Linked DNA regions of Homo sapiens: regions 2 and 3 are each linked to region 1. A link is an interaction called in ENCODE POLR2A ChIA-PET data of the cell type or tissue named here. Cell type or tissue: OCI-LY7. All regions are shown on one strand. Each heading gives the region's core, and the rest is flanking DNA. Links, peaks and the distances in the headings are about the cores only. Region 1 has its middle 38 kb from the start of LINC01848. Region 2 overlaps MAN2A1 (mannosidase alpha class 2A member 1). Region 3 has its middle 120 kb from the start of LINC01848.

What was found. ChIA-PET counts read pairs that join two places held together with the same protein. Peaks named below come from ENCODE experiments on the same cell type or tissue, not always from the same donor. Only the 100,000 strongest peaks of a DNase experiment are listed, where the experiment ranks them.
Region 2: POLR2A ChIA-PET joins it to region 1 with 5 read pairs; 2 of 35 experiments call an interaction of 5 or more read pairs at or near these places.
Region 3: POLR2A ChIA-PET joins it to region 1 with 5 read pairs; 4 of 35 experiments call an interaction of 5 or more read pairs at or near these places.

The regions. Positions count from the first base shown.
Region 1 is chr5:109,915,472-109,925,984 of GRCh38, reverse strand. No RefSeq gene overlaps it. Among named protein-coding and RNA genes, the nearest start is that of LINC01848, 38 kb to the right of the region's middle. In OCI-LY7, for the core only: a CTCF peak has its summit at 3,885; a DNase peak (open chromatin) is centred at 4,044; H3K4me3 peaks cover 604 bases; H3K27ac peaks cover 2,870 bases.
Region 2 is chr5:109,705,619-109,716,131 of GRCh38, reverse strand. MAN2A1 (mannosidase alpha class 2A member 1) reads right to left here. Exons shown (of 22, transcript NM_002372.4): 2 at 2,358-2,612; 3 at 1-12. Among named protein-coding and RNA genes, the nearest start is that of MAN2A1-DT, 20 kb to the right of the region's middle. In OCI-LY7, for the core only: no CTCF peak of the experiment used is centred there; no DNase peak of the experiment used is centred there.
Region 3 is chr5:110,001,201-110,011,713 of GRCh38, reverse strand. No RefSeq gene overlaps it. Among named protein-coding and RNA genes, the nearest start is that of LINC01848, 120 kb to the right of the region's middle. In OCI-LY7, for the core only: no CTCF peak of the experiment used is centred there; no DNase peak of the experiment used is centred there.

The DNA of each region.
Region 1 (10,513 bases), core at 1,818-6,817:
GTTATCAGTTGCTGCATGTACAACATGTTGTTTATGGTAAAGTCAATTGATTATGATGCCCGAAACCAAGTGATAGATGGGACATGGCTGTAGCAGCAGCAGAAAAACAAAGAAAAATAGCCATCATTAACATATGGAGGCACATGTATGCGATTTTGTGTTTTCTTTTATTAAAGCAATTTTGTAAATTTGAGCTGATCCTTTTAATTAATCATGGAGCCAAGGCTTTTTAGTTTTCTGTTTTTTATCTGTGTCTTCAAATTACTTTTAAAAGACTGTTGCTGCTTTTAGTAGAATTTTGCCTTCAAGTTAGGAAGTAACTGAGAAGATTTCTGAATATTCGGGTTAAAGAACATAGCTGTTGGTTTTGGTGTTGAACTCTGGTTTGCCTACCTGCCTAGTTGGTTCTGCCCATCTCTGTGCTTGTGATTGATACCCACTCCCCTCTTTTATTGGCTCTCATGCCCACAAGGCAGGCCATTCCCTCCACATACACACACCCTGATGTACACAAGGGTCCCTGCCAAGGGTGGCTCCATCTTTCTTCTCTATGAATTAAAACTTCTACTTTGCTAAGTAGCCAAAAGAAGGTTCCTGAAATCTCAGTAACTTCCGGTCTTTACTCCAATTTCATGAATACCTAAAGTGCTTCTCATGAATACCCTTAGTCAATGATCCAGGTCAAACTCTTATTTTATCAGAAAATCAAGATGGGAAAAGGTGAATGACACAGCCACTGTCATATCATAGAACCAAAGCAAAATCCAAGACCTCCTCTCTCTCAGCTAAGCTCTTTCTACTGTGTAACAATCTACCATTTTTTAGTACTTTAACAATGGTTCATGTAGCCTCTACAGCGCTATCCTGAGTTTGCTTTCTGTGATTCCAGCATGTAGAGCATGCCTCACAATTAGCATGTAGGTTCCTTGAGGGCAGGGACTATTCCTTTCATGTCCACAGCTTGCACAGAGTGGAGAGGACACTGACTAAAGGACAGGGGGATTTAATTAGCCAAATCTCATATCAGACAGCACCAGATCCTCCCTCCCAGCCACCTCCCAGTACCCCAATAAACAACCAGCCCATATCTTCTGATTACATTTCCAGGCTCCCATGTGCTTTTGATTAACTTCTGTGTTTTTCAGCCTTTGCATTGCTGATGCATCCATTTTCTGTCCCCAAGTGGGATATAGAACTGTAGGTAACAGGCAGTTAATAAGCTAAACAGGTAGGGACAGAGGCTCATTAATGGTTGCTCTATGATTTGTGGCCGGTTCCCTCAGCACCTAAATCTTGAAATAAATATATTCAGAGACTCCGTTATCCAGGAAGAGGACATGGATCATTTTTCTTTCATTAACAATGGAGCCGCTACAGCAACATTTTTATTTATATGCACATTTCCAAGCCTAAAAGCTTGTCCCTTTAAACCTGCTTGCACTAAATTTTGATCGGCCCTTGATGAAAGAAGACTTATGAATCGGAGACAACCTGGTAACCATCTGTGCCCAATGCATATTAAAGGAAATGTAAATTCGCAAAAGACTCCCCAGCATATATCAGCTTCTCCACCCTGGGAAGACAGAGGATGATTAGAGAATCTGGGACCAAATCTCCCAATTCAGGAGGGCCATGTTAATGAGGAACTTTGCCGAAGTACACAGCAGGAAGAAGCCTTCAACAAAAGAAATTTCTAGATAACAGATGGGCCCAAATTTCTTCTATCTAGAAATCTATCCTTCTATCTGATGTGATAGGCACTTTAAGGGGTCTCTACCCAACCATAAGACCACACATGCATGCTTCACACATACACATGTGTGAGCATGTACCTGCACACATATGCCTCTCTGAGCTCTAGTACATGTGGGTCCAGGCAGCCATATTAATTGTCTATGTGAACATTTTGTGAGCTTTCTATCCATACCATGCCACCCCAGGACCATAGTCTTGGAATTGTTCTGGACAGCCTGTATACCATTAAGGCATATACTGTGATCAGAAATCAGGCAATCACATCCCTCCCTCAGAACCCTTTTAACCTTCTCTGACTTAATCTAAACTAATCAGATTTTTTTCTGTGAATTTGGAGTTGGCACTGATAGGAACAGCTCTACTGTTTGCCTGAGTTGAGGGCTTTGTAAAATTGCCAGATAAGAGGCAGCCGTCTTCTGCCATGTGCTTGAAGAAATAGCAAAAGTTGGTGTAATAAGAGAAAAATAAAGCAGATACACAGTGACGAGTGGAGAGCAAGAGCCTCAAAAGTCAGAGACAGACACACACATAAAGACAGAGAGACAGAGACAGAGGGAGAGAGAGGAATTGTGTTACTTTCTGAACACTTTAAGATGCTGGTCCCAAACCTAGACATGTCTTCCCCTGGTGTTTCATGAGATAGATAGCCTATTTTCTTAGTGTCAGTCCTCCATTCTGCTTGAATTAGCAGTAAAAGAGCTTTGGGGACAATCCCTAGCCAGGTGAGGGCTAGGCCCATCTAGGCTTCAGGGACAGATTTCCAGCAAAGCCACGCAGCAGTTCTTCCCCACCACTGAGCAAAGGAGCCTTTGTTAGGCTAGGGTGCACCACCTGTGCACTGTCTGCCTGTCCTTTGTCAGAACCAGCCCCTCCTGCTAGCTTTTTAACATCTCTGTCCTTGCCAAAAACATTCAGAGTTGGAAGACAAAGGCATCAAGGATGCAGAAGAGAGGCCCTGGCAAAAGTGAGAGCAAAACCAAGGATTGCTGTGGACAAAGATAGCAAGGACAAGTCACTTCAGTGGGCTGTCATTCACAACCGAAAGCCACAGGCTGGAGTGCCTGTGGTGGCTGGAATACAATGTTCTACCATAAGGAAAATGAGGTGGGTAACTCCTTTCATTTCCACCATAGTGAAGGTCTATTCTTTCCTTCAAAAATATTTAATATACTATTCCAATTGTATTAAAAATGCAATACCAGCCAGATATGGTTGCTCCCACCTGTAATCCCAGCACTTTGGGAGGCCAAGGCAGGAGGATCACTTGAGTCAGAAGTTCAGGACCAGGCTGGGCAACATAGGGAGACTCCATCTCTACCAAAAAAAAAAAAAAAAAGTTGAGTGTGGTGGCACACACCTGTAGTCCCTGCTACCCATGATGCTGAGTCAGAAGGATTGCTTGAATCCAGGAGGCAGAGGCTGCAGTGAGCTGATTGCACCACTGTACTCCAGCCTGAGAGGCAGAGCAAGACCTCATTAAAAAACAAAAAAAATCAAGCAATACCCAACGTGGTCAAGTTCTGTCTCTTCTTGGCTCTAACACACGTCCTAGGTATCTGATCGCAGGATAGAAATCAGTACAGAAAGTATTTCACACCCTGCCCCACCCCCAAACAAAGCCAAAGCAGGTCTGTCTACAGCTTACTCCATGGCACTGCATCATTCTTCACCCCACAGCCTCCCCCCAGCCCCCACACCTTTCCTCCACCGTGCTCCCTGGATAAGCATCCCACTCATGCTTTAGACTGCCCAGAGGGAGTAATTTGGCACCACACGGGACACCTTATTCTTGGAGTGCTAAACAGAAGTTAAGACTCGTGACTCTTCTCAGCTCTAATCACACACTAATTTCTCTGATAAAGCCACTTCAGATTTCTGTTCAGCCCAGACCCTTGGCATCAGGCCTTGGAGCTGTTCTGGGCCAGGCTGCTGGACATACCATGTGATCTGAGCTCAAGCAGTCACCACATACCTCCCCCATCAAACCTTCTAACCTGCTTTGTTTTGATTATTTTAAAATCCTGCCAAACCTATTAGGGCTAATGCTCCGCTGAAAGCAGCCACGACCTCCTGTCAGCACTTGGCACTGCAGGGCCATCCGTGACAAGGGGGGAGCTCACAGTCCTCTCTGTAGGAGGCTAGCACCCTCTGCTTCCAAAGAGGGAGGGAGTGACTGCAGAAAAGGCACCTGCCACCTAAACCTCAGAAGTCAACGGCTCCCCTGCCCCTGCAGCTAAGGCCTCAGTTCTTTGAAGCATATGAGCAGCTGCAGAAGCAATGGTGGCCTCAAAAAGTCCCATCAGCAGCTCTCAGAGTTTGTCTTCAAAACAAAAGTGCACCTGTGTTTTGGCAAGCTTCAAAGGGGTTATGAGTTGTGAGCAAATGCAATGTGGTTGAGTGAGAAGTGCTTTGAGCCTATGACTGCACAGACACACCACAGCATCTGGCACCATGGCTGCTCTGTGACCTTGAGGAATCACTCTCTGGACCTTCGGCATAGAAGAGATTCACACCTGATCAGATTCACCCCTGAGCTTCAGGACCTGGGTTAACAGTTAAAGACCTTCCCAGCTTGTCCTTCCATGCCTCAGGTTTGTACTGCTTTCTTTAGCATCTAATAAACAGTTCCTGTCCCTTCCCCTTTGGTCTTGGCTCCTAGAATGCCCTTCCATCTCCCTACTCAAATCCAGCACATTCTCTAAGACTCAGCTTAAGTTACTTTTTCTTGAAGGCTTTCTTGGCTCCCACAGCCCTCAAGGCTCCTCCTACTATCCCATCAGGCAATTGCACACAATTATGCAGCCATTATAGACTCCTTTATGTTGTTCTCGATTATTATGTCTGTGTTAATATTGCATCCTTCAATATCCTAAACTCCTCAAGGATAGGGTCCAAATCATTTTAGCACACTCCTGGATTGTGTGCTAAGATTAAAAAGAAAAAAATAATAAAATGGCAACATCCCAGGGCATGATTATTCTGCCACCCTTCCCCAGTAGTCACACTCTTAGTCAGGAGAACACAGCACTCTGTCATTTTCTAAAGGTCAGAAAAAGGTGATCGCGGTCAGCCAGTAAAAGTCGGGTGAGCCACGTCCATCTGGGTGTCCCTGCTGTCTATTTCTAAGTAATCCTCTGCTTAGGGGGCAGTCAGTGATGCCAACAGTGGGGGCTTTCAATCCATAATTACAACGTCTTTCCTTCAGCCCAAAATGTGGAACAGCTCCTGATTCCTCCCTTGGCAGCCAAAAGGCTGATCTAGCCCCAACCAACTGCAAGAGGTAATGGCAGGACCACGAACCTCCTGCAGCTGCAGGGATGAGCCATGGGAGGCTGATAACCACGAGAAATGACCACAAGGACTCTATGGGTGTCCTTGGAGGCAAGGACTGGTTGAGAGAAGAGTTGGGGAAAGTAGAAATGAGGCTTTGCAATGAAACTCTGAATAAAGCTAGCTCTATGGGCCTTTGCAGGTAAAAGCCCTAAATGACGGAAAGGTAGCAATCCCCATCCCCAACACTACTCTCCATATCCATGCAGGCACAACCTTCCACATGCCCCAGGAGCCCGGCAGCTTTTGAGGACCCTGCTCACTCTCAGTGGTAGAGGAGGAAGAGAAAGAGAGAAAATCCATTCAAAGCCAGGACCTAGCAGAGTCCAAATAAGAGGATATTTAAAAATAAATAAATAGCTCAATTCACTTTACAAAAGAAGACATAGAGGTGGCCAACTAGCATATGAAAAAATGTTCAACACCACCAATCATTAGAGAAATGCAAATCAAAACCACAATCAGATACCATCTCACACCAGTCAGAATGGCTATTATTAAAAGGTCAAAAAAGAACAGATAGTGGCAAGATTGCAGAGAAAAGGGAATGTCTATACGTTGCTGGTGACAAAGTAATTAGTTCAGCCATTGTGGAAAGCAGTGTGATGATTTCTCAAAGAACTTAAAACAGAATTACCATTTGGCTCAGCAATCCCATTATTGGATATATATCCAAAGGAATATAAATCATTCTACTATAAAGACGCGTGCACATATATGTTTATCACAGCACTATTTACTGTAGCAAAAACATGAAATCAACCTAAATGCCCATCAATGGTAGAATGGGTAAAGTAAATGTGGTACATATGCACCATAGAATACTACACAGCCATAAAAAGAATCAGATTATGTCCTTTGTAGCAACAAGAATGGAGCTGGAGGCCATTATCCTCAGCAAATTAATGCAGGAACAGAAAACCAAATGCCACATGTTCTCACTTATAAGTGAGAGCTAAACACTGAGTACATATGAATGCAAAGAAGAGGACAACAGACACTGGGGCCTACATAAGGGTGGAAGGTGTGAGAATGGAGTGGATCAAAAAACTACCAATTGGATACTATGCTTATTAGCTAGATGATGAAATAATTTGTACCCCAAACCCCCGTGACATGCAATTTACCTGTATGACAAACTTGCACCTGTACCTCTGAACCTACAATAAAAGTTTATTTAACAAGTCAATTTAAAAGGATCTAGAGACTTGGTCATTGGCTAATTTCATTGCACCGGATCCATCACAGACAATAGATATTTGGGCTCAAATGTTTCTAGACTGGAGCACGGGATGAGGGAAATATTGTATCTTTTGTTTTGTCCTAAGGAGGAGAAACAAATTCCCAGGGTGTATTAGTCCATTTTCATACCCCCATAAAGAATTGCCCAAGACTGGGTAATTTATAACGGAAAGAGGTTTAATTGACTCACAGTTCAGCATGGCTGGGGAGGCTTCAGGAAACTTACAATCATGGCGGAAGGTGAAGGGGAAGCAAGGCACCTTCTTCACAAGGTGACAGGAAGGAGAAGTGCTGAGCTAAGGGGGAAAACCTCCCATCTCAGGAGAACCATCAGATCTTGGGAGAACTTACTTACCATCCTAAGAACAGCATGAGGGAAACCACTCCCATGATTTAGTTACCTCCACCTGGTCTCTCTCTTGACACATGGGGACCAAGGGATTATGGAGATTACTATTTAAGATGAGATTTAGGTGGGGACACAAGCCTAACCATATCATTCTCCCTCCAGCCCCTCCCAAATTTCATGTCCCTTTCACATTTCAAAACCAATCATGCCTTCCAAACAGTCCCCCAAATTCTTAATTCATTCCAGTATTAACCCAAAAGTCCACGTCTAAAGTCTCAACTGAGACAAGGCATGTACCTTCCACCTAGGATTCTGTAAATCAAAATCAAGTTATTTGCTTCCTGGATAAAATGGGGGTAAAGGCACTGGGTAAATATACCCATTCCAAATGGGAGAAATTGACCAAAACAAAGAGGCCATAAGCCCCATACAAGTCCTAAATCCAATGGGAGAGTCAAATCTTAAAGCTCTGAAACGATCTCCTTTGACTCCATGTCTCACATCCATGTCATGCTAATCTAAGAGGTAGGTTCCCATGGCCTCAGGCAGCTCTGCCCCTGTGGCTTTGCAGTGTATAGCCCCCTCCTGGCTGCTGTCTCAGGTTGGCATTGAGTGTCTGCAGCTTTTCCAGGTGCATGGTGCAAGCTGTCAGTCGATCTACCATTCCAGGGTCTGGAGGACAAGGGCCCTTTTCTCACAGCTCCACTAGGCAGTGCCCCAGTAGGGACTCTGAACAGAGGCTCTGACCCCACACTTTACTTCCACACTACCCTAGGAGAGGTTCTCCATGAGGGTTCCACCCCTGTAGTAAACTTCTGCCTGCACATCCAGGTGTTTCCATATATCCTCTGAAATATAGGCAGAGGTTCTCAAACCTCAGTTCTTGACTTCAGTGCACCAGCAGGCTCAACACCATGTGTAAGCCACAGGCTTGGAGCTTGTACCCTCCAAAGCAATGGCCTGACCTGTAAGTTAGCCCCTTTTAGCCATAGCTGGGATGCAAAGCACCAAGTCCCAAGATTACACAAAGCAGCAAGGCCCAGGAACAAGGCCTCTGGGCCTGTGACGGGAGGGGCTGCTGCAAAGGTCTCTGACATGCCCTGGAAACATTTCCCCCATGTCTTGGCAATTAACATTTGGCTCCTCGTTACTTAAGCAAATATCTGCAGCTGGTTTGAATTTCGCCTCAGAAAATGAGATTTTCTTTTCTATTGCATCATCAGGCTGCAAATTTTCCAGACTTTTAAACATAACTTCCAATTCCAAACCGTCTCTTTGTGAATGCATAAAACTGAATACTTTTGAAAACATCCAGGTCACCTTTTGAACATTTTGCTGCTTAGAAATTTCTTCTGCCAAATACCCTAAGTCTCAAGTTCAAAGTTCCACAGGTCTCTAGGATAGGGGCAAAATGCTGCCAGTCTCTTTGCTAAAGTATAGCAAGAGTGACCTTTTCTCCAGTTCCCAGTAATTTTCTCATCTTTATTTGAGACCACTTTAGCCTGGGCTTCATTGTTGATATCACTATCAGCATTTTGGCCCAAACCATTCAACAAGTCTCTAAGAAGTTCCAAACTCTCCCACATCTTCCTGTCTTTTTCTGAGCCCTCCAAACTGTTGCAATCTCTGCCTGTTACCCAGTTCCAAAGTCGCTTTCAAATTTTCAGGTACCTTTATAGCAGCACCACACTCTCTGTGGTACCAATTTACTGTATTAGTCAATTTTCATACTGCTATTAAGAATGGCCCAAGACTGGGTAATTTATAAAGGAGAGAGGTTAAATTGACTCACAGTTCAGCATGGCTGAGGAGGCCTCGGGAAACATATAATCACGGTGGAAGATAAAAGGGAAGCAAAGCACCTTCTTACCTTCTTCCCAAGGCAGCCGGAAGGAGAAGTGCTAAGCCAAGGGGGAGGGGCCCTTATAAAACCATCAGATCTCGTGAGAACTCACTATCTTGAAAACACCATAAGGGAAAATCACCCCATGATTCAATTACCTCCACCTGGTCTCTCTCTTGACAAGTGGGGATTATGAGGATTATGGGGATTACAATTCAAGATGAGATTTAGGTGGGGACACAAAGCCTAACTGTATCACAGGGGCAGTATTTTTAGGAAGAGAAATACAAGCATTAAAAAACAAGAAATGGAAATAAATGCACCCAGAAATGTCTCTAGGACTTGAAATAACATCTTTGCACATGCCTTTGGCAGAGCTAGGCTTGCTCTAAGAGTCCTATCTCAGACACAGCAGTGTTTAACTGGGGCCTTCTTTTCCCTGGAGATGTCCTGTTCTCTTCTCACCATTTTCTTCGCATCCCACACTTCAGGACTTCTGTCCACTGCTCAGTTTCTCACCACTCACACACAAGCCCAGCAGCCTCATGGCTGTCAGGAGAATTATCTGTTATCAGGCTTCTGTGAGATTAAATTTAGTCATTATCTTGGAAGAGAATTATCTCATGTTGACAAAATCCCTCAGAGTTCACTGTAGAGAACTTTAGTTTCCACATTCAAGTGAGATTTGAATTTGATCAGGCATCAATTAAACACTGTGCATTACATAGTGACCTAACTTCAAAAGAAAAGTCAGTGCTTGTGCTATGCTTGTTCAGCACGAAGGGTTTCGTTTCCTTCTTCAACCATCATTTGAGGTTACAGGTCAGACTCAGAAATAATGGGCCATACGTTTACAATAATACATAGGGGTTATGATTGCTGCTTTTAAAAAGAGCCATAGCATTCTAAATTATAGGCTCATTTTCCTGGGTCAGCTTTGCCTCAATGAGGGCAGCACCATGTGGCACTTAAGAGCAAAGCTTTGGGACCAGACAGGCCTGTGTTCAAATATTATTCCATCACATTTAGCCATGTCAGATTGAGCAATTTCACTAAGCTCACCAAGCTCAGTTTCATAATCTATAAAGTGGGAATTAATAAAATCATGTATATAGAAAGCATAACACAGTGCCTGCTATATGATAAGCAGTCAATAAATGGCAGCTACCACTCATCGGTACCTCTCTTAGAGTAGTTATCATTTTCTAAATTAAATAATTTATTTAATTAGCAAATATTTGTCAACCATATACTAAGCCATTGGGGAAGATAATAGAGATAGAGTAACTAAACTCGTGCTCTCCGCCCTCAAAGAACTTATAATTTTGGAGTGAGACATGTTTTTTTATCAAGCTTATGAGACTGTGTATATAAAGTGTTTCAAGAGCATTGGAGGCCGGGCGTGGTGGCTCACGCCTATAATCCCAGCACTTTGGGAGGCCAAGGCGGGAGGATCACGAGTTCAGGAGATGGAGACTATCCTGGCTAACACAGTGAAACCCCGTCTCCACTAAAAATACAAAAAAAAAAAAAATTAGCCAGGCGCGATGGCCAGTGCCTATAGTCCCAGCTACTCAGGAGGCTGAGGCAGGAGAATGGCGTGAACCCAGGAGGCGGAGCTTGCAGTGAGCCGAGATCACGCGGCTGCACTACAGCCTGGGAGACACAGCGAGACTCCGTCTCAAAAAAAAAAAAAAAAAAAAGAGTATTGGAGAAGGAGCATCCAAACTGACTGAATATATCCAGGAAGGCATTGTAGAAAAGATAGCTCTTGAACATAGATTTCAATGATATGCATTTATTAGGACTCAAGTGCAGGCAAGCCACTTTAGTGGAGAACATAGCATGTACCGAGTCTCAGAGGCATGAGAGAGTAGAGTTCATTCACGTAATCGCAAACTGGTCTGTCATACCTGGTGAGGAGAGGTTAAAACAAAGATGAAGAGCTGGATAAGAAAAGGTCATTGTAAGCTCCCTGAAAGGAATGAAAGGTT
Region 2 (10,513 bases), core at 2,828-7,827, 210 kb after region 1:
AACATCCAACATCTAAAAATGTAAAAGAAAAAAAATTAAAGTTTAACAATTATTAATTTAATGTTGGTAAATATTTGCTCAAAATTATTCACTGCTATACTCTGCATATGTATTTTATAAAATAAAACTATTTCTGTAGACATTGAGGAGTTTAGAGTAGAAAATATTCCATCACCATTCAAAGGCTTGAAATGCTATTTGTGCTACAAAACTACCCTGACAAATAATCCCTCCCATCCGCTTCTAATAAAAAAAAAAGTTCATTCTATTCCTTCTTCTCCTACTTTACTTCCAAAACAATTTAATAGAAATTTATAGAAAAAGAACCATGAAAAAAATTTCTGATGAAATTTGATTATGACCAGATATTTCAGCATTTTCAAAAACAGTTCTGAAAATGATATTTTACTTTGTGCTATCTTTATTTTATAGTAAATCTCATGTATATTAAAAATCTATGCCTGAACAAAAATATATCTATCTATAGCTATTCTGCCATGTAGCATATGTTATATCTACCTATCTTATCCTAGAAGTAAAACTACAACAGGGTCAACCAGGCATAATCATCTAAAAATTGAGAAAAATTTTAAAATTGAGATTTAGCTTTTATGTATCCTATTGTTTTCTAGCTTTTCAATGCAGCATTCCTTCTGGCTAATAATGTTGGGATGCAAAGGAAAAAACGGTGGGAAAAAAACTAAAACTTTACTTTTGTTCTTCATAGTCTCTATAATATTAAATGTGACAACACAACCAAACAACCTTTTGTAAAATTTAAATTATGTTAAAACTAGACTGCAAAAATCACATCCAAATATAAGTTATAAAAAAAATTTAAAGGCCAAACAAATTATATGAAAGTCAATACAAAGTATTTTAAGCCAATAATATTTATCTCCCTATGGAATATATGAGTTTAATAAATAAAATAAAATCTTCTCAAGGATAAGCTGACAAATCTTTGGAAACAAGCTGGGCAGGAGGATGTGTTAGCAGTGTCTGTTTCTTCCTTCAGTCCTGCAGCTCTCCCAGTACCCTCCTGACTTGCTCTGCCTGACTTCCATGGTTGCTCTGCAACTCCTTTCTGTCCAGCCCAGATTTAGACCACACAACAAAAATAATTTTTTTTTTTTTTTTTTGCTGTTCCCTTATCATGGATGACAACAAGGCTAGGTACTCAAGAAGTACTCAACAAAAAACTAAATAAAGCCAAACCTCACAGAAACAGCTATCCCTGTAAGCACAGGATTCTGATCCTATCAGAATCTGGCTACACTCTAGCTGATGAGGTTGCAGGTGCAAGACCTGGCCAGCTCCACTGTCCCCAGCTTCCAGCTTGGCCTGTGAGCCACGACCTCAAGATCATATCATGTTCTCTGCCCTCAGCAGTTAGTGGAAAGTACATATTCGAAAACGAGGCCAGAAGCCAAATAATTTTGTCCAACTTTAAAATATTTACCCCTTAGGATCCTTCCCCCAAAATCCAGTTTCTGGTCTAAGGCACAAGGTTAAACACAGCCTTGCCCTAATTTGCAGAGCCAATGTGAGTGAAACACTCTGAGTTTAAGAAAGGCAGAAGTCCTTTCCAATGCTGGTTTTCGACTCCATTGCCCTCTATAATAGCGCTGTCCAAGAGAAATATAATACAAACCAAATTTTTAATTTTCTAGTAAAACAAAGCAGTTGAAATTAATTTTAAAATTTCATTAATCCAGTATATCCAAAATATTATCTTAACTCATAATCAATATATAAATGAATTAAGATATCTTGCACACTAAGTTTGAAACACTGTGTGTGTACATTACACTTACAGCACATATCAAGCCACATTAGTCACATTTCAAGTGCTCAGTAGCCACACGCAGACAGGGGCTTCCATACTGGAAAGTACAGCTCTAGAATATTTCCCTTCCCTCTTGCAAAAGGATATTAAGAAAAAAAAAAAAAAGTCTAACCTTACTTTGTACAAAATCTATAATGTACAACTGATATATAATAAGAACATGGATTTTCTTGTATTCTCCAAAGGAAGGTAAAAAAAAATCTCTGGCAAAATTTAAACCTTTAAAGGTTTTCAACTATTACAGAAAATAAGACCTGAAAAGCATACAAAAAGACTGTATTCACGTAAGTATAAAATAGTAAGATAAACTGAGAGAAATAGAATTATGGAATTTTATCACTAAACAGAACATTAATGTTCATGTGACTAATCAAAATACTTTACAAAAAGAGAAACTAGAATCCAAAGAGTTTAAGCAACTTACCAAGTCAGAACAGACATCAGGTCAAATCTTAAAAAGAACAAAAAAAAAAAAAGGCCAGTGATTATTAACGAATGTATACATTACCTGCACATCTGAATTGTGACTTCCACTTTGTGAAGCAAACAGACAGTCTGCAGTGTCAACTGAGAGGGATAATTGTGAGGGCAGAAGATGTGAGCCAGCACCTTGGCTGAAATTGCTTTGTGAACTTTTCGGACCATCCTCCACAGACTCACTCAAATTGATGACTGAGTCTCTAATATTTGAGATGATCTCATTATTCTCAGCTAGCAAACGCTCCAAATGGTCTATTTTTTCTTGCAACATTGAGAGCTGGCCCTACAATAAAAAAGAAAAAGGCAGCTATATGAAATACTAATATAGATCTGCTGAGGCATACACATTTTTTTTTTTAAATTATGTGGTTGCCTACGAGGGCAGCCACTCACCCTTCACTTTCCACTTTTATAAGTGGGATCGCAGAAAGCATGAACAGCTGGCAGGGTTGAAACACCAATTTACAGCAGAAAATCTTCTCCGCGGCTGCAATCTTTGCTTAATCATATTTTAAGACGTGCAACAGAAAGACCAAAAATATTTTGGGAAATATTTCTGTTCCCCCCAAACTCAGTCCTAAAATATCTTTGGGTCCCTGGAATCACTGTACAACAGCATATTATATTCAGGTATGAAATTTTTAATTTAAGTATAATTGACTGGAGTTACTCACAAGGGTCAAAAAAGTATGAACTTGAAAAAGATCATTCCATCTCAATCCCTTAACACTAGTGGATAATCCTAAATAAGAAATATCATCTATGGAAAAATCAATTAGTCAATTCAGCCATAAGCATGAACATCTCCCAAGTAACCATACCCGAAGTCATTCAGTCTGCTTTTGCTATACTGTGTGTCTTAAATTTTTTTCATTGATCCTCACATTAAGAGGGTTGCCATCTCTGTAACATAAACCTCGTTATACAAAATAATACCTCACCTTATGAGAGCAGGGACAATCTTTACCTTGTTCACCCCTATATCCTGGGTTCCAAGTACATAGAAGGTACTCATTTATTTGTCAAATGGCCCTCATATTTCTGAAACTCAACAATAATTCTTTAGTGAATGGCCACTGTGTCAGGCATGTATGCTAGGAAGACATGCATAAGATACGGGCCCCTGTCTTTGAACACACAAGGTGATGTTATAACTAGCAAAAGCCTCAAAAAACCCACATTAAGGTTTTAAAAAACTACATGCATGGTGAACAAACAACTCTGGATACTCATTACCAGGAAATAACAGGAAAGCAGAAAGGAAAGAAGGAAGAAGAGAAAAGAGAAAAGGATAGAAAATATCCAAACGCCCAAAAGTAGGGGACTGGTCAAACGATAGATTCATTATCATGGAAGGGATGTCAGCCACTGAAAATTTAGAAATATAAATTGTTTTAAAATAGAAATGTAAGGAAAGGTATTTTCAGAAGATAAAGTAAGGAAAGGTATTTTCAGAAGTGGTGAAAAGGCAGTTTAAAAATAGTATGTATGACATGATATGCTTTAGGAAAAAATATGAAAGACCATATAACACACAAGATATAAGGTTTATACTCACAGGTTATTGGTCAGTTCAACAAGGGGAAAGGGAGAAGTTAAGAGACTGAGATCTACCAAGAAAAGGCCAATCATTTGAGCAAACTATGCCAGAATTGGCAGAAGTCCGAAGAGACTGCAACAGATTTTGGAATTAAAAAAAAAAAAAAAGTAGCCAAAATTAGCAGCAAATCACTGGGGGTGGCAGTGGTTGGGGGCAATACAACACTAGGGGTGAATATCTACAGCCTGATGCTAGAGAAGAAAGGAGCACAAGACAGCCATGTACCTTCTCAGACCTGAAAGATGCTCTCACAGGCCTCTCTACTTAGAAGCACATAACAGAAAGAGCCCCTCTACACATTAAAACTATAGTCCTTTAAAGGCAATTGTCATCTCTAAGATGGGGTGGGGTGATAAGTCACCACAAGATAGAACTCTAAAGCCTGTTTATCAGCATACACAGAGACAAGAAAAAGTTTTAGCACAGGTCCCATCCTGAAAGACAAGCCCCACTGCACCAGTGAAAGGCAAGAGAGGGAGCACACATCACTTTACAACTGGAAATGGCAAAGCAAAGGAAATGGGAGATGAGTGCAACACTAGTTCAGGGCTCAAATAGAGAAGCTAGTTGAACCATGTAGATTCCAGATCCTCAGAGCTGTCGAGTAGTATCGTCCTATAAACCTTTACACCCTTCTTTGTAAGTGCACATCAACATTGGTTACAAGTGATTCTCCATGAAAAGACGAAAGGGGATCCCTTGGCATAACCCAAAGTTCAACCCAAAGAAGCTAAAAATATTTGAGTCAGGTACAGTTGATGAATCTGTATATATTTTCCTAAATACATATGCTATCAAAGGCTGTCTGAAATAGGGGAAATGCTTTTCTTCACTTATCACAACACCACAGACTGCAGCTTTTGAAATCCCTTCTGATAGATTCTGTTGAATAATTCCAATACTGAAGATACAAATTTACCACAGCAGGTAATGGTAAATCAAGTTACTCTTATTACAAGCAGTATTAGAACATGTTGATTCATCTCGCCAGCAGTACAGCTACACATCTTCATAAAATAAAACATTACCTTAATCTAAAATGCCATCACCACAGAGCTTTTAAAGATACCACATTTTGTCCGGGCACGGTGGCTCATGCCTGTAATCCCAGCACTTTGGTAGGCTGAGATGGGTGGATCACCTGGTCAGGAGCTCCAGACCAGCCTGGCCAACATGGTGAAACCCCATCTCTACTAAAAATACAAAAATTAGCGGCTGAGCGCGGTGGCTCACGCCTGTAATCCCAGCACTTTGGGAGTCCGAAGCGGGCGGATCACCTGAGTTCGGGAGTTTGAGACTAGCCTAGCCAACATGGAGAAACCCCGTCTCTACTAAAAATACAAAATTAGCTGGACATGGTGGCAGGCGCCTATAATCCCAGCTACTTGGAAGGCTGAGGCAGGAGAGCCACTTGAACCCGGGAGGCGGAGGTTGTGGTGAGCCAAGATCGCACCATTGCACCCCAGGCTCGGCAACAAGAGCGAAACTTGGTCTCAAAAAAAAAAATAGGTAAATAATAAAAAAATAAAAATTAGCTGGGTGTGGTGGCATGCACCTGTAGTCCCAGATACTCGGAAGGCTGACGCAGAAGAATTGCTTGAACCTGGGAAGCAGAGGTTGCAGTGAACCAAGATCGCATCACTGCACTCCAACATAGGCGATAAAGCGAGACTCCGTCTCAAAAAAAAAAAAATACCACATTTTATCTTATACTTACAATATTATAATACTACAAACTTAATACATGAGTGCCCACATTTCTCCAGATCTTTCTGTACTTTGAGGAAAAGATCATTTTAGAGCCATATACACAGCAAAACTGCCTATAGCTCAACAAGTACACACTGAATAAGAAGACAACCCTTCCTGGGAATATTTTTATTATGGCTTTGGTCCCATAATCCATGGATAAGAGTATTATTCAAAATAAACATTAGCTAGAGGAGTTAGTTCATGAAAAAAGGATCCTACAGCCATTAAAGATGACTTTCAATCTCATTTAGCTTTAAAGATATCATTAATGATCAGTACCTGGAATTCTGTACTGAATTAAGTACATGGAGAAAATTATGGCCTAGGGATATATGCACACAATGGTCTAAAGAACATCATTTTTAAAATTATATTATGCGGTGGAATAAAGTCTCCCTCCAAACAGGTGAAATTCTTGAAATGAACACCCTCATAAGCAAATTCTGTACATGTGACAGAGAAGAGTGGAATGACCTTAAAAGGATGCACTTGTAGTCTGCATTAAAGAAACAGAAATCATAGATAATGCTTCAATTATGCTGAGAAGTCAAAGAATACTTATAGTAACATTGAAAAAGACAATTTTCTGTAGGGCAAGAAAATCACTTATGAGAAAACTACTTTATTCTTTGATTTGCTAATCAGTTCTACAGGGAGGCCACAGCATTGCACCGCTCAGGAGTGGGGAAGGAGGTCATGATATTTGATTTACTCCGCTTTTAGTGAAAGAGAAAAACCAAGCAAAAAATCACATATCAAATACCTTTGAGAGAACAAATTTAGAGTCTACCACAAGGTAGAACAGGCTCAGTTACCACTCAGTCCTATGAACAAAATCAATCAATGTGTATCTACAGCTAAATCCGTAAATTTATTACATAATTATTTGCCTCAAATAGGACACTACCCGCTGGTATTGGCCTCACTGTGATCCTTCCAGCATGGCTGAATCTGTGTATCTTCTCCTGCCTTCCTGGAAAACTGTGTGCCTTTCCTTCTCCCTGCTTCAAAGGCCAACCCTCTGCCGAGCAACAATCCCATTTATCTCAACTGCTCCAAGGCTTTGTTCTTTGCCCTTTTGATTAAACCCTCTCAATATTGCTCAATCAAGTTCCACTTCTAAAAGCAACTCATTCTCAGTAATGTAACATGTTCTATTAGATCAAACTATACGAAAATGCCATTCTCATAGGTAAAACATAGTCAAATATCACCAATTTCGTAAGGTTGAACTTAATATTTATTATATGCTATATACATCTAAAAAAGTCAAACTCTGTGCTTCCACCCTCCTGTGCTTAACCCCATGTGATGGTTAATTTGGGGTTCAACTTGACTAGATTAATGAATATCCAGATAGCTGGTCAAACACTGATTATTCTTCAGGGCTTCAGTAGGCACTGGGCCCATCCTTTATCTACTCAAAGTGAAACCCAGGTGGTTTAGCAATTGATTAGAATTATTGAGCTGCCCCAGGTGTATCTGTGAGAGTGTTTCCAGAGGAGACGGTGTGTGAGTGGACTAAGTGGAGAAGATGTGCCCTAAATGTGGTAGTCACCATCCAATCAACTGGGAGCCCAGATGGAATTAAAAGGCAGAGAAAGGGCAAATTCTCATCCTCTCTAAGAGCCTGGCCGCTTTTCCTCTCCTGCCATTGGATGTCAGAACTCCAGGTTCTCCAGCCTTTAGACTCCAGACTCACACCAGTGGTCCCTGGGCTCTTGCACCTTCCACCTTGGACTGAGCTCCACTATTGGCTTCTCTGGTTCTAAGGCCTTCAGACTTAGACTAAGTCCTGCTACCAGCTTCTCTGGTTCTCCAGCATGCAGATGCAGATGGCCAATAGTGGAACTTCTCAGTCTCCATAATCAAATAAGCCAATTCTCCTAATAACTCCCTTCTCATGTGTGTGTGTGTGTGTGTGTGTGTGTGTGTGTGTGTCCTATCAGTTCTGTCTTTCTGGAGAACCCTGAATAAAACATCTTACATTCCCATTCCCCTCCAGGGCCCCACCCACTTCATGTACCGGGATTATCAAAAGTTTCTCTCTACTCATTATCCCCCTTCCTTACAAACTCCCATTCATTCATCTGCCCATTACAATCAGCATCTGCTCACCACTCCACCAAAACTGACCTTGTAAAGTTCCCAGAGGCTCCCATGTTTCAAGCCTGATGAAAAGCACTCTGCCCTTACCTTATCCGTCATCTCAGGGAGTATTAGGCACAATGGAGCACTCCTTCCCTCTGGAAATGTTTTCTTTACTCATTCCCAATACAACATGCCCTAGGTTTTCCTCCTGCCAACTGTTTATCAGTCTCCTTTGCTGGCTCCTTCTCTCCCAAGCTCTAAATGTTAGAGCACCTCAAGGTTAGCTTCTTGAGCCTCTTACCTCTCTATACTCTCTTACATGATCTCATCCACTCCATGATTTAAATTCCATGATGTCTCCCATATTTGTATCTCCCGCTGAAACCTCACCCCTGAAAAACAGACCCATATATTCAAATACCTGCCTGATGCCTCAAATTGGCTTTCAAACTTAAGTCCAAAAATCATCCTCCTCAAAAAGACACCTACAGTCCTCAGATCTCCAGTAAAGGGCTTTAATCTCTACCTAGTTAGGCACCCTCAAAATCAAAACATTGTACACCACAGTCAGTAAGGACTGAATATCTCTTTCTCTCAACTTAGCTTCACCTTCATCTTATCTCCGTTCCAAGCCAGCTCCTCCCCACCCTACCCTAAAACCTTTGTACATGGTCTCTGTTTACATAATGCTTCAACTCTCATGCCAAACGTCACCTCTGCATAGCCTTCCCCAGCCAGTCTAAAACAGGCCTCCTCATGTTATGGTTTATCTCAATTTATTTCTTGTTTCCTCCACAGTGTTATTACAATTATCTATTTTATTCATGTATTGCTTCCCTCTTTTCCTCACTAAATGAATCCCTATATTGACAACAGGCACCATAGCTGTTTTACTCAATGTACTGTACCCTGATGCCTACCTACCTAGCACACAGCAGGACCTTAGGTATTTATTGGGAGAAAAAAAGGAAGGAAAGAAAGAAAAATGGCATGTAACATTTTTTTCTAAGTATTCAATGTTTTGGCATACAAACCCACACCAAAAATAATACAAATAAAAACAAAACACACCATTTTTGAAGAAAGAAAATCCAAAAGAAGTCTTCACTGCATCCCAAAAAGTAGGTAAGAATGGGAAGGAAAGAGCTAATTAATAGGGTGGTTTTCATGGGCTGTTTGGGAAATAACATAGAATGGGACCCACGTTGGCCACAGGATGACAACCATGACCTGGTGAATAGAATACAATATGTGGCTCCCTTTCTAGAGCAAAGATTATGGATTCTGTACAGTCCAATCAAAAGTTTTCCATTTTCACTACCATCACTAACCTGGCTCAAGAGACTATTATTTTCACCTCTTGTGGGGAGTGAAGGAAGTTTGGAAAAAGAACCCCAAGATAATTCTGGACTATTTCCTATCATGGTAGTGATATAAGATCTGCACTCAACCAAATCAAGTTTCTAGTTATAAGAGCTGTAGAAGATATATATGTTTATAATATACCCACCGATAGCAGCATTCAAAAGAAACAAAACTTTACCCCAAAGTGTATGCATGTATCTGAAACTTAGGATCTATACCACCTTTCATTTATGTTTTTTTTTTCCTTCAAATCTAATTGTGTTAGATTCAACATATCACTCCAACACATCAAGTTCTTTCTGGACTCTGATTATGTCATCAAATGTGCCCACCATGTAAGAGCAAAGATTACCTTTATCTTTAATGACATCCTTCACCAGATAAAGGTGGAAGCAATTCAGCTTAATGGCTAAGCATTGGCTCCTGTTCAGGCTATCTGGCTTCCAATACTAGTTTCCGCACTTATTGGCCATGTGATCTTGGGGAAGTAACTTAATCCTGGGCCTCAGTTTCTATGGGCAAAATGCAGATACTAATATCCATTGCTTGGACTGGCTGTGAAAGAATTTAGCACAGGACCTGCCAACAAGTAAGCAGTGAAGAAAGTATTATTGCAGCTGCTGCTACATAGTAAAAGTATGGCTTTTGAAAAATCACTTTGAAGGGTACTACAATATGCACCTCCAGATAGTATGTGTCATAATTAAGAACAGACTCTGAAGCCAACCAAAATTTGAATTCTGGCACCACTACTTACTGGCTATGTAACTCTGGGCAAGTTCAAAGTTACATAACTTCTCTGTGCTGCAGTTTCCTCATCTGTAAAATGGGGAGAATAATACCTAACTCATAGGGTTGTTATGAGGATTAGTTAGTATATGCAAGTAAATTTAAATAGCGCCTGGTGCAGTAAGCAGAATAATGTTTAGTCAAAGATATCCCTGTCCTAATAATCCCTGAAATCTGTGAATACCTTGCCTTACATGACAAAAGGAATTTCACTGATGTAATTAATTTTAAGGCTTTGCAGATGGGAAGAAAACCCTAGAATATCTGAGTAGGCCCAATGTAATCATAAGGAAAAGAGGAAAATGGAAGAGTCAGGCCAGAGAGGGAGATGTGAGGACACAAGAAATCAGAATGATGCTATTGCTGGAAGGCAGCCTTGAGCCAAGGAATGCACTCAGCCTCCAGAAGCTGGAAAAGGCAGGGAAACAGATTCTCCCCTGGAGCTCCAGAAGGAATGCAGCTCTGCAGACATCTTTATTTTAGTCCAGTAGGGCCTGTTTCAGACTTCTGACCTAAAGATCTGTATGATAACACATTTTTCTTGTTTTACGCCACTAAGTTTGTGGTGATAGCAGCAATAAGAAACT
Region 3 (10,513 bases), core at 2,519-7,518, 85 kb before region 1:
CTATGGAAAACTTCTATAGCAAATGTCATGTTTAATAGGAATTTAATAGGAGTTTAATGGTGACATATTAAAAGGTTTCACTTTGCCTAAGCTCAAGAACAAAACAAGGATATCAGTTATTACTGACTCTTTAAATTATACTGGAGGTCCTAAGTAGTACAATAGAAAATACAAATAAATAAAATACATAAATACAAATAAAATATCTTGGAAAGTAAGAAAAGAAATCAACTGTTCTTATTCACAGATGATATAATTATGAGCACTGAAAAATTCCTAAACTACAATTAACAAATTAATAAATAAATCTAACAATGTTTCTGGATATAAACTCAGTATTTAAATCAATAAAATATATGTATACAATAGTGCATATAATTAGGAAGTAATTTTTTAATCAGAGATTTTACAATAGCATAAAAAAATCTTCAAATGTCTAGGAATAAATTAAAGATATATAAAACCTCTACACAAAAAAACAAAAGACACAGAAAGAGTAATTTAAGAATAGCTAAATACATGGAGGGATATATCTCATTTATGGACTGGAGTATTTATTATTCTAAAGTTTCCTTTTTCTGACTCAGTACAATTCCAAATAAAATTCCAGCTTTTCTGTGGAAATGGCAAGGGCCAAGAATAAGAAAAACTATCTTGAAGAAGATAACAAAATAAGAGGTTTTATAGCACCAGATATTAAGACATAATAAAGTTTCAGTAGTTAAAGGAGCATTGTTTTGTCATCTGAATAGACAATTAGAAACCAATGAAACAGAGTAGAAAATTCATAATTATACTCATATTTACCTGGTCTCCTGAAATTTGATAAAAGCTCCACTACAATAGGGAAAGGATGACCTTTTCAATAAACAGCACCAGGTCAATTGAGCATCCATATGGGGGGAAAAAGTGCATTTTCACCCCACTATATATCATATACAAAAATTCATTTCAGATAGATTATAGACCTCTATTTGAAAGATAAAACAAAAATAATTCTAGAAGAATATATAGGAGAATATATTCATGACCTTGGAACAAGCAAAGATTGATTAAACAAGACACAAAGAAAATACTATTTATAATAATAGACACTGAGTAATTGGACTGAATTGAAAACCATGTGGCAGTAATCACTAAAGCTGAATATTTGCATATTCTATAAACTCTAAATTCTACTTCTAGAGGTATACCCAAAAGCATGTGCATATATGTGCACCAAAGACCTGCACAAATTGTCTTACAACAGTGATTCATCATAGACCCATAGTGGAAACAACCTAAAGCTTTATAGATAATAGAATATATAAGTTGTGGTATATTCCTACAATGGAATATTATAGAACAATGATGAACATCAGACTACTGCTACATGCTGTGACTTGGGTGAATAATTTTGAGAAAAAGAAGCCCAACACAAGAGATACATATGATTCCATTTTTATAAAACTCTAAAAACATGTTAAACTAATTTATTGAGATAGAAGATATTAGAATAGTAGTTAATTTGTAGGAGCTATAATTACTATGCATGAGGGAGGCTGTGAAGGAGTTTGTGTTCTATTTCTTGATCATAGGTATCTTCAATTTGTAAGGCTAATACTTTATAATATTTTATTTATACTTCAGAAAAATAATATGCAAAATAAAAAACACAAATGCAAACTGGATTTTCACTCCCTAAGACTTCAATGCCTTTTCATACTTAAGATGAAGGAATGAATACACTACTCTTGCTCTTATAGAATATATTAAAGAAAATTTGAAAAATCAATCTAATGAGTTGCTGATTGGTATAGCCGGGTGTAACAAAAACAGCATGAACATATCTCAGTTCAAGCACTTGCATTTACATGTGGCAGCTTTGTGGCCTTGTTAACTTTGGTTTCTTTATCTATAAAGCAACGGCAACAGTACTCCTCTTCCCCTACTTTGATATCCTCACTTACTCAACCTGGAAAACATTTTCCTTTTCACATTTTACCCTAAATTCTTGCTTCTTGGTGAAACCTTTTTCTATTCCTCATACTGACTTTAATAAACCTTCCCTGCTTCTCTGTCTACACTTTCAACATACTTACTGCTTTGTTCTGAGTGTTGGTGCCCTCCCAGAATTCCTGTGCTAGAACTTAATCTCCAATGTGATAGTACTAAGAAGTGGGGCCTTTGGGAGGTGATTAGGTCCTGAGGGCTCTGTCCTCCTGAATGGAATTAGTGTCCTTATAAAAAGGATTGAACATAAAACCAAACACTGCATGTTCTCACTCATAAGTTGGAGTTGAACAATGAGAACACATGGACCCAGGGAGGAGAACATCACACACTGGGGCCTGTTGGGGTGGGGTGGGTGGCTAGGGGAGGGATAGCATTAGGAGAAATACCTAATGTAAATGATGGGTTGATGGGTGCAGCAAACCACCACGGCACTTGTATGCCTATGTAACAAACCTGTATGTTCTGCATATGTATCCCAGAACTTAAAGTGTGTGTATATATATATATACGTGTATATATACGTGTATATATAAGTATATATATACGTGTGTGTGTGTGTATACATATATATATATATGTATATATGATTGAAAGAGCTTGCTTGTCTCTTCCTTGTCTTCTGCCATGTAGAGACAAGGTCTTCCCTCTCTTCCTGTTCCTCCCAGTAGCAAAGCTAAGGCCCACCTTGGAAGCAGAGAGCAAGCCCTCACCAGACACTTAATCTGCTGGCACCTTGATCTTAGACTTCCCAGCATCCAGAACTGTGAAAATAAATTTCTATTGTTTATAAATGACACAGTCTAAGGTATTTTGTTATAGCAGCATAAACAGACTGAGTCACTTACATTACAGTACAGATGCTCCTCAACTTATAATGGGATCACATCCTCATAAACCCATTGCAAGTTGAAAATATCATGTCAAAATGCATTTAATCCGCCTAACGTACTGAACATCAGAGCTTATCCTAGCTTACTTTAAATGTGCTCAAAACACCTACATTAGCTTACAGTTGGGCAAAATCATCCAACATAAAGCCTATTTTATGAGAAAAGTGTTAAATATCTCTTATAATTTACTGAATACTATACTGAAAGTGAAAAACAAAATGGTTGTATGAGTACTCAAAGTAGTTTCCGCTGAATGAGTATCGCTTTTGCACCATCATAAAGCCAAAAAATCTTAAAGTCAAACTATCATAAGTCAGAGACCATCTATATTAGATTTTGTTATCTCCCACTAGAAGAGAACTTCTAGAAGCTTCTAGAACACAAGGACTGATGTTTTTTATACCTGGAACCGAGCCCAATGCCTGACACATCAGTGCTCAATAAATATATGCATGAATAAATAAACGAGTGAATGAAAGTCAGCCTTACCTAACCGAGAGACTGTAACAATCCTGTGGGTTCATATGCATGAAAGGAAAACGCTACACAGATGTAAATGATTGCAGAATGATGCACAGGAATAAGCCACAGAATAGTTCCCAGTTTATCTTCTTCACTCATGAAGGAATACAGAATACACTAGCTGATTTTTGAAGAGTCATGATAACTGAAGGGTTTAAAAAATATTCACAGAACCTTCACTGAAACTCACGAACCCTGAAAAGACAGACAACTGACAACCAAAATAGGAATCTAGTCAGAAGTGACAATAAAACACTTGTCATGGAGACAGAGGCAATGTTTAAAACAAGCAGCCCTCAGGATTGAAATGCATTCTCCCTGTCTACTCCAAAACTCAGTGGATGGGTAAATAATGTGAAAGGAAATCAGTATGTCCTACTACTATAAATGAGGCAATTAGACTATCTGTTGCACACACATTTATGAATAGTGGTGCTGGCAAGCCTCTTCAAAAAGATGCATCTGCTTCTTTCGTGCAGAAATATATAATCAAACTCTCCCCTCTTTTAACAGATCATGGCCTACCTTTTTGAGTTTGTGTTATACAAGCTAATTTTCACTCTTTATTTTACTAAAATAAAAGAACTCTAGTCAAACGACAACACATCAATATCCCCATTGATGCCAACATTATGTTTTTCCTCAGGAACCCTTAACATTGCTTCTCCCAACCCCGCACAACAGAAGATGTATAAGGAAGCAGCTTGACTGACTCTAGGGATTGGGTTTGGGCTGTAGAACACTTCACCTCGAAGTCAGCTGTTCAAATCCAGCCTCCAGTGAAGAGGATAAAAATATTTTCAGGTGTGGGCTTAAATCAGGTTAAAGCCTTGATTCAGCTCCCTGAGGCAAAGGATCAGCAATATATTTTAGCATCTTATTCACAGCTCTACAGCAAGAAAAAGGTCTGCAGACACCCAGAGACTGAACTAGCCCTTTATCCAACATCCAGCTGCATTCTGTGGGCCCTACCCATTGTCCTATCAGGCCCCTCCCCTGAGGTAACAGGAAGATTTTCACTTCACATCTCTTACTGACACCTAAAGTGTTACCTCCCACCTTCTTTAAAAAAAAAAAAAAAAAAAAAAGCTATTCAATGCTTTCCTTCTCAAACAAGATGATTCAGAAAGAACAAGAAGAAAAACAAGAAAATTAAATATGGAATTACAAACTTTCCTGTACATGGCTCTGAATACACAGTAATTTCCCTGATAAACTTTAAGATTTGGCCCAGGGAAAATATTCACCCCATTATGAATGTAATGGAGTTCCTATAAATATGATACACAACCTACTAACTTGCATACCAAATTAGATGCTGGAGACATTGCTGAATCAGAAACACCTGTTCCTGAATTTCTGTAAATACATAAGCTATTGAATCAAAATGATCACCAGTAGTAGTAAATCATATCAAAATCAAGCCAGATACCCCTTATGGGTGAACAGATACATCACCAGGCAAATTAAAATACTGATATATTGCCACTGCTAAAATTTTCCAAACACAATTACACAGAGCCTTACATTTTCAATATCACCTCATTCAATTCCTGATTTTATTTGGTTCTGAGATGGCCTTATTACTTGACCAAAGTGAAACAAAGACACAGTAGTCAGGCTTTGAAAGAAAGGCAGCAGCCCCAGTCAGGGACTTATAGATAAAACTCCCATCTCCCTGGGACAGAGCACCTGGGGGAAGGGGCAGCTGTGGGTATAGCTTCAGCAGACTTAAACGTTCCTGCCTGCCAGCACTGAAGAGAGCAGCAGATCTCCCAGCACAGCGCTAGAGCTCTGCTAAGGGGACAGACTGCCTCCTCAAGTGGGTCCCTGGCCCCTGTGCCTCCTGAAGGGGAGACACCTTCCAGCAGGGGTCAACAGACACCTCATACAAGAATGCTCTGTCTGGCATCTGGCGGGTGCCCCTCTGGGATGAAGCTTCCAGAGGAAGGAACAGGCAGCAATCTTTGCTCTTCTGCAGCCTCTGCTGGTGATACCCAGGCAAAAAAGGTCTGGAGTGGATCTCCAGCAAACTGCAGCAGATCTGCAGAAGAGGGGCCTGAATGTTAGAAGGAAAACTAACAAACGGAAAGCAATACCATCAACCTCAACAAAAAGGGCGACCACTCAAAAACCCCGTCCGAAGGTCACCAACATCAAATACCAAAGATATCAGTGGAACCCACCTCCAATATTTCAACGTAGGTTCTATTTTCTGTAAGTGTCGGCCAGCTGAGAAATAAAGAGAAAGAGTACAAAGAGAGGAATTTTACAGCTGGGCCTCCGGGGATGACATCACATATCGGTAGGACCTTGAAGCCCAGGCTGTGATTTGATCAAAGGTTTGATCTTTGACAAACCTGACAAAAACAAGCAAGAGGGAAAGGATTCCCTACTGAATAAATGGTGCTGGGAAAACTGGCTAGGCATATGCAGAAAACTGAAACTGGACCCTGTCCTTACACCTTATACAAAAATTAACTCAAGATGGATTCAAGACTTAAATGTAAGACCTCAAGCAATAAAAACCCTAGAAGAAAACCTAGGTAATACCATTCAGGACATAGGCATGGGCAAGGACTTCATGACTAAAACACCAAAAGCAATTGCAACAAAAGCCAAAATTGACAAATGGAATCTAATTAAACTAGAGCTTCTGCACAGCAAAAGAAACTATCATCAGAGTGGACAGGCAACCTACAGAATGGGAGGAAATTTTTGCAATCTAGCCATCTGACAAAAGGCTAACATCAGAATCTACAAGGAACTTAAATAAATTTACAAGAAGAAAAACAACCCCATCAAAAAGTGGGTGAAGGATATGAAAAGATACTTCTCAAAAGAAGACATTTATGCAGCCAACAAACATAGGAAAAAAGCTCATCCTCACTGGTCATTAGAGAAATGCAGATCAAAACCAGAATGAGATACTATCTCATGCCAGTTAGAATGGCGATCATTAAAAAGTCAGGAAATAACAAATGCTGCAGAGGATGTGGAGAATTAGGAACGCTTTTACACTGTTGGTGGGAGGGTAAATTAGTTGAACCATTGTGCGAGATGGTGTGGTGATTCCTCAAGGATCTAGAACTAGAAATACCATTTGACCCAGCAATCCCATTACTGGGTACATACCTGAAGGAATATAAATCATTCTATTATAAAGACGCATGTATGTTTATTGCAGCACTATTCATAATAGCAAAGACTTGGAACCAACCCAAATGCCCATCAATAACAGACTGGATAGAGAAAATGTGGCACATATACATGACTGAATACTATGCAGCCATAAAAAAGAATGATATTCCTCAAGGATCTACAACCAGAAATACCATTTGACCTAGTAATCTCATTACTGGGTATATACCCAAAGGATTATAAATCATTTTACTATAAAGACACATGCACACATATGTTTATTACAGCACTATTCACAATAGCAAAGACTTGGAACCAACCTAAATGCCTTTGCAGTGACATGGATGAAGCTGCAAACCATCATTCTCAGCAAACTAACACAGGAACAGAAAACGAAACACCACACATTCTCACCCATAAGTGGGAGTTGAACAATGAGAACATATGGGCACAAGGTGGGGAACATCACACACTGAGGCCTGTCATGGGTGGGGGGCAAGGGGAGGGATAGCATTAGGAGAAATACTTAATGTAGATGATGGGTTGATGGTTGAAGCAAACTACCATGGCACATGTATATCTATGTAAGAAACCTGCACGTTCTGCACATGTATCCCAGAACTTAATTAAAAAAAAAAACAAAAAGATCAAAACAAACAAAATTTTATTTATTGTAAATTAGCTCTATAAGGTCTTCTTTAGTAAGAGATATTCAAATACCATGTTTATATACATTATATTTTTATTTTAAAAGAGTTATTAGTACATATTAATTGCCAACTGATTCCTATAAATATTTTACTTTAATTTATATTTGAAATCTACCTTTATTACAGACTTAAGGCTACAAATTAAAATATGCTGGACTCCAAGAATGCCACTTAGTCACAATCTAAACAAAAACATTAATATGCCACTCTAAAAGTTTCTATCAAGAGAAACTAGACTAGCATAAGAGTATCAGAATTCTTTCTACATTCTTGGAAGTTCCTAAGTGTTGCTCCAAGACTATACAGCTGACCCATGAACACTGTGGGGGCTAAGTGTGCCTACTCCCCACATATTCAAAAATCTGAGTAAAAATTTTGACTCCCCAAAAACTTAACTACTAATAGCCTGCTGTTGACGAGAAGCATTACCAAGAACATACAGTTGATTAGCATGTATTTTTTATGTTATATGTATTATATACTGTGTTATTACAACTATGTAAGCTACAGAAAGAAAATGTTATTAAGAAAATCATAAGAAACAGAAAATATATTTACTATTCATTAAGTGAAAGTGGATCATCGTAAAGGTCTTTACATCTGTTTACATTTCTCTCAATTGTAAATAATGCCTGTATAGTCTTTGTTTGTGTACCTAAGTTTTAATAAATTTTAAAATTTTATCATATATTCCTGTATATTTTATAGCACTAAATGATAAAACAGACTAGTATCTACATATATTTGATGGATTCATGGCATATTAAACCTTTCCTTCATTTTTTTCAATATTTCTAGGCTGCAGTTCATCTGTGAATTTTTTCAGATTATTGCAAATCTCCAAAACATGTTCTAATACATTTATTGAGAAAAATCTGCATGTAGGAGGACTCTCACAGTTCAAACTCGTGTTGCTCAAGGATCAACTGCATTTGTATTTTGTTTTCTACATGCAAAGGGTGTTCACAAAGTTATTAGGGATAGGGAAAAGGACTAGCCCACTTGGATCTCCTGATGCACAGGAGAATCTGTGCATTCTGTGAGGAGTAACTTTTCTGGATATGCCAAATTAAAACTCACTTCACTAAGGGCATATGAGGAAAGTTGGTAGGCATTCCCAGTTTTAAAAGACAATTCTTTCTTACAGACAATAACAAAAGATCATTAGAGAGTTGTCTAGGATAGAGATAAGCAAATGTTCTTGCTCGGTTAGACCCAGTGTGACGGTTAATTTTATGTGTCAACTTGCCTGGGCCGTGGTGCCCAGATATTTGTTCAAACATTATTCTGCATGTTTCTGTGAAGGTATGTTTGGATGAGATTAACCCTTAAATTGGTGGACTTTGAGTAAAGCAGACTACCCTCTATAATGTGGGTATACTTCATCAATCAGTTGAAGGCCTGAATAGAACAAAAAGGATGACCTCTCTGGAGCAACAGGGAGTTCTGCGGCAGACAGCCTATGGACTAGAACTACATCATCAGTTCTTCCTAAGTGTGCTGCCTGCTGGCTCACCCTGCAGATTTTGGACTTGACAGCCTCCATAATTATGCAAGCCAATTCCTTAAAATAAATCTCTCTCTATAAACATCCTATCAGTTCTGTTTCTCTGGAGAACCCTGACTAACATACCCAGGTTCCAATCCCAACTTGGCCATATTCTTGTTGTCTGGTGTTGGGTGAGTTACTTAAGTCAGCTGAGCCAAGATCCCCTCATTTGTGAACTGGGGAAAGTAATGTGCCTGTGTCCAAGGGGTGCTGTGAAGATTAAAAGTGATTGTGCACCTGTAGTATTTAGTATAGTTTATAACAGGAGTTGGCACACTTTTTCTGCAAATGGACAGATAGTAAATATATGAAATGTTGCAAGCCAAGATGCAATGTCCTCAACTCTTGAACAACTGTTCTCATGCAAATATTTTTTTTTTTTTTACATTTAAAAATGCAGAAGCCATTCTGAGTCCCTGGGTCATACAAAAATAGACAGCAAGTTGGGTTTGACTCACTGACCATAGTTTGCCAACCCCTCGTTTACAATATGTATTAAACATGTATTGAATACTGACTTCTTGCTACCCTGAAACGTCAAAACTATGAAATAAATAGCATTTGTCTCCTGGGCCCAGAATGCCCTTTCTATAGTCCTTTGCCCTCTTAATGACACCTTTTCTCTGTTTCTTTTGAAGGGGCCTAATAACCATGTATTCTCCTTCTTCACATTCTTTTTGAGATCTGAGAAGAAGCAGAAGTTTTTTAGGATTCCTCTGTTACTTTTTTTTCCTAGGGAAATGTTGTCATATTTTGTCCAAATTCAGTAAAGTGGTGACAGAAGAGTCACATGGTATGCCCTCTGTTCACTCTGGAATAAGCAGAGACACTCATCCTCTATTTGGTGGAAACTTTTCAATGACTGATTTCTATTCCTGACAAAAGACAGTTACCACAGGCACCCTACCTGGGACCCCAGGTTAGATAAAACATAGGAAAAGTTTTGATGAAAAAAGCTTACCCACTCCCCACTCTCATCCCCTGGAGCATTTGCAGAGTTTCACTAAGTCTCTCTAGTATCAGTTTCAGAAGTAAATGTTGAATCACCCATCAACATTTCAGCTATACAATATCTAATATTTGGACACAGACTGAAACCTAAAAGAAGTCCCATCCCCTCCCACCCACCGTGTTCTTCCCATTGACATTTCTTCTTTTTTTCCCCATTGATGTTTCATTTCTCCTCAGAGTACACAGCCTTTTTCAAATTTTTTATTGTGAAAAACTTTAAAGATACAAAATGTTCAAAGAATGGTAAAACAAATACAAATATAGCAGCCATCTAGATTCAGCAAAACTGCTAACATGTGGCCCTATTTTCTTTATCTATTCAGAACACAGTCTCAGCGAAGGGCAGTCTGAAGCATCCTAGAGTACGCCATTGTGAAAGCAGAAAAGGACTCACAATTGGACCAGATTATGTAAAAAACGTTGTCTAGGTAAAGTCAAGTCATCTGCACAGAGACAGAGTTCTCAGTCTTCAGATCCACAGATGCACACACAGGATTGAACCTGATCACATCAATGTTTCCGGACACAAAAGAAGTTACACAGTTATCAAAGTAATCTTGTGAACTATATACTTTGAAAAAATGGTGGGATAAAAAAATTTACATTATCCCGTATAGTCAAGAGGAATCTTATAATGAATAAGAAGTAGTTCTTCTTTGTCAGTTAATGGGGGAATATTTGAACTGGAGCTCAGG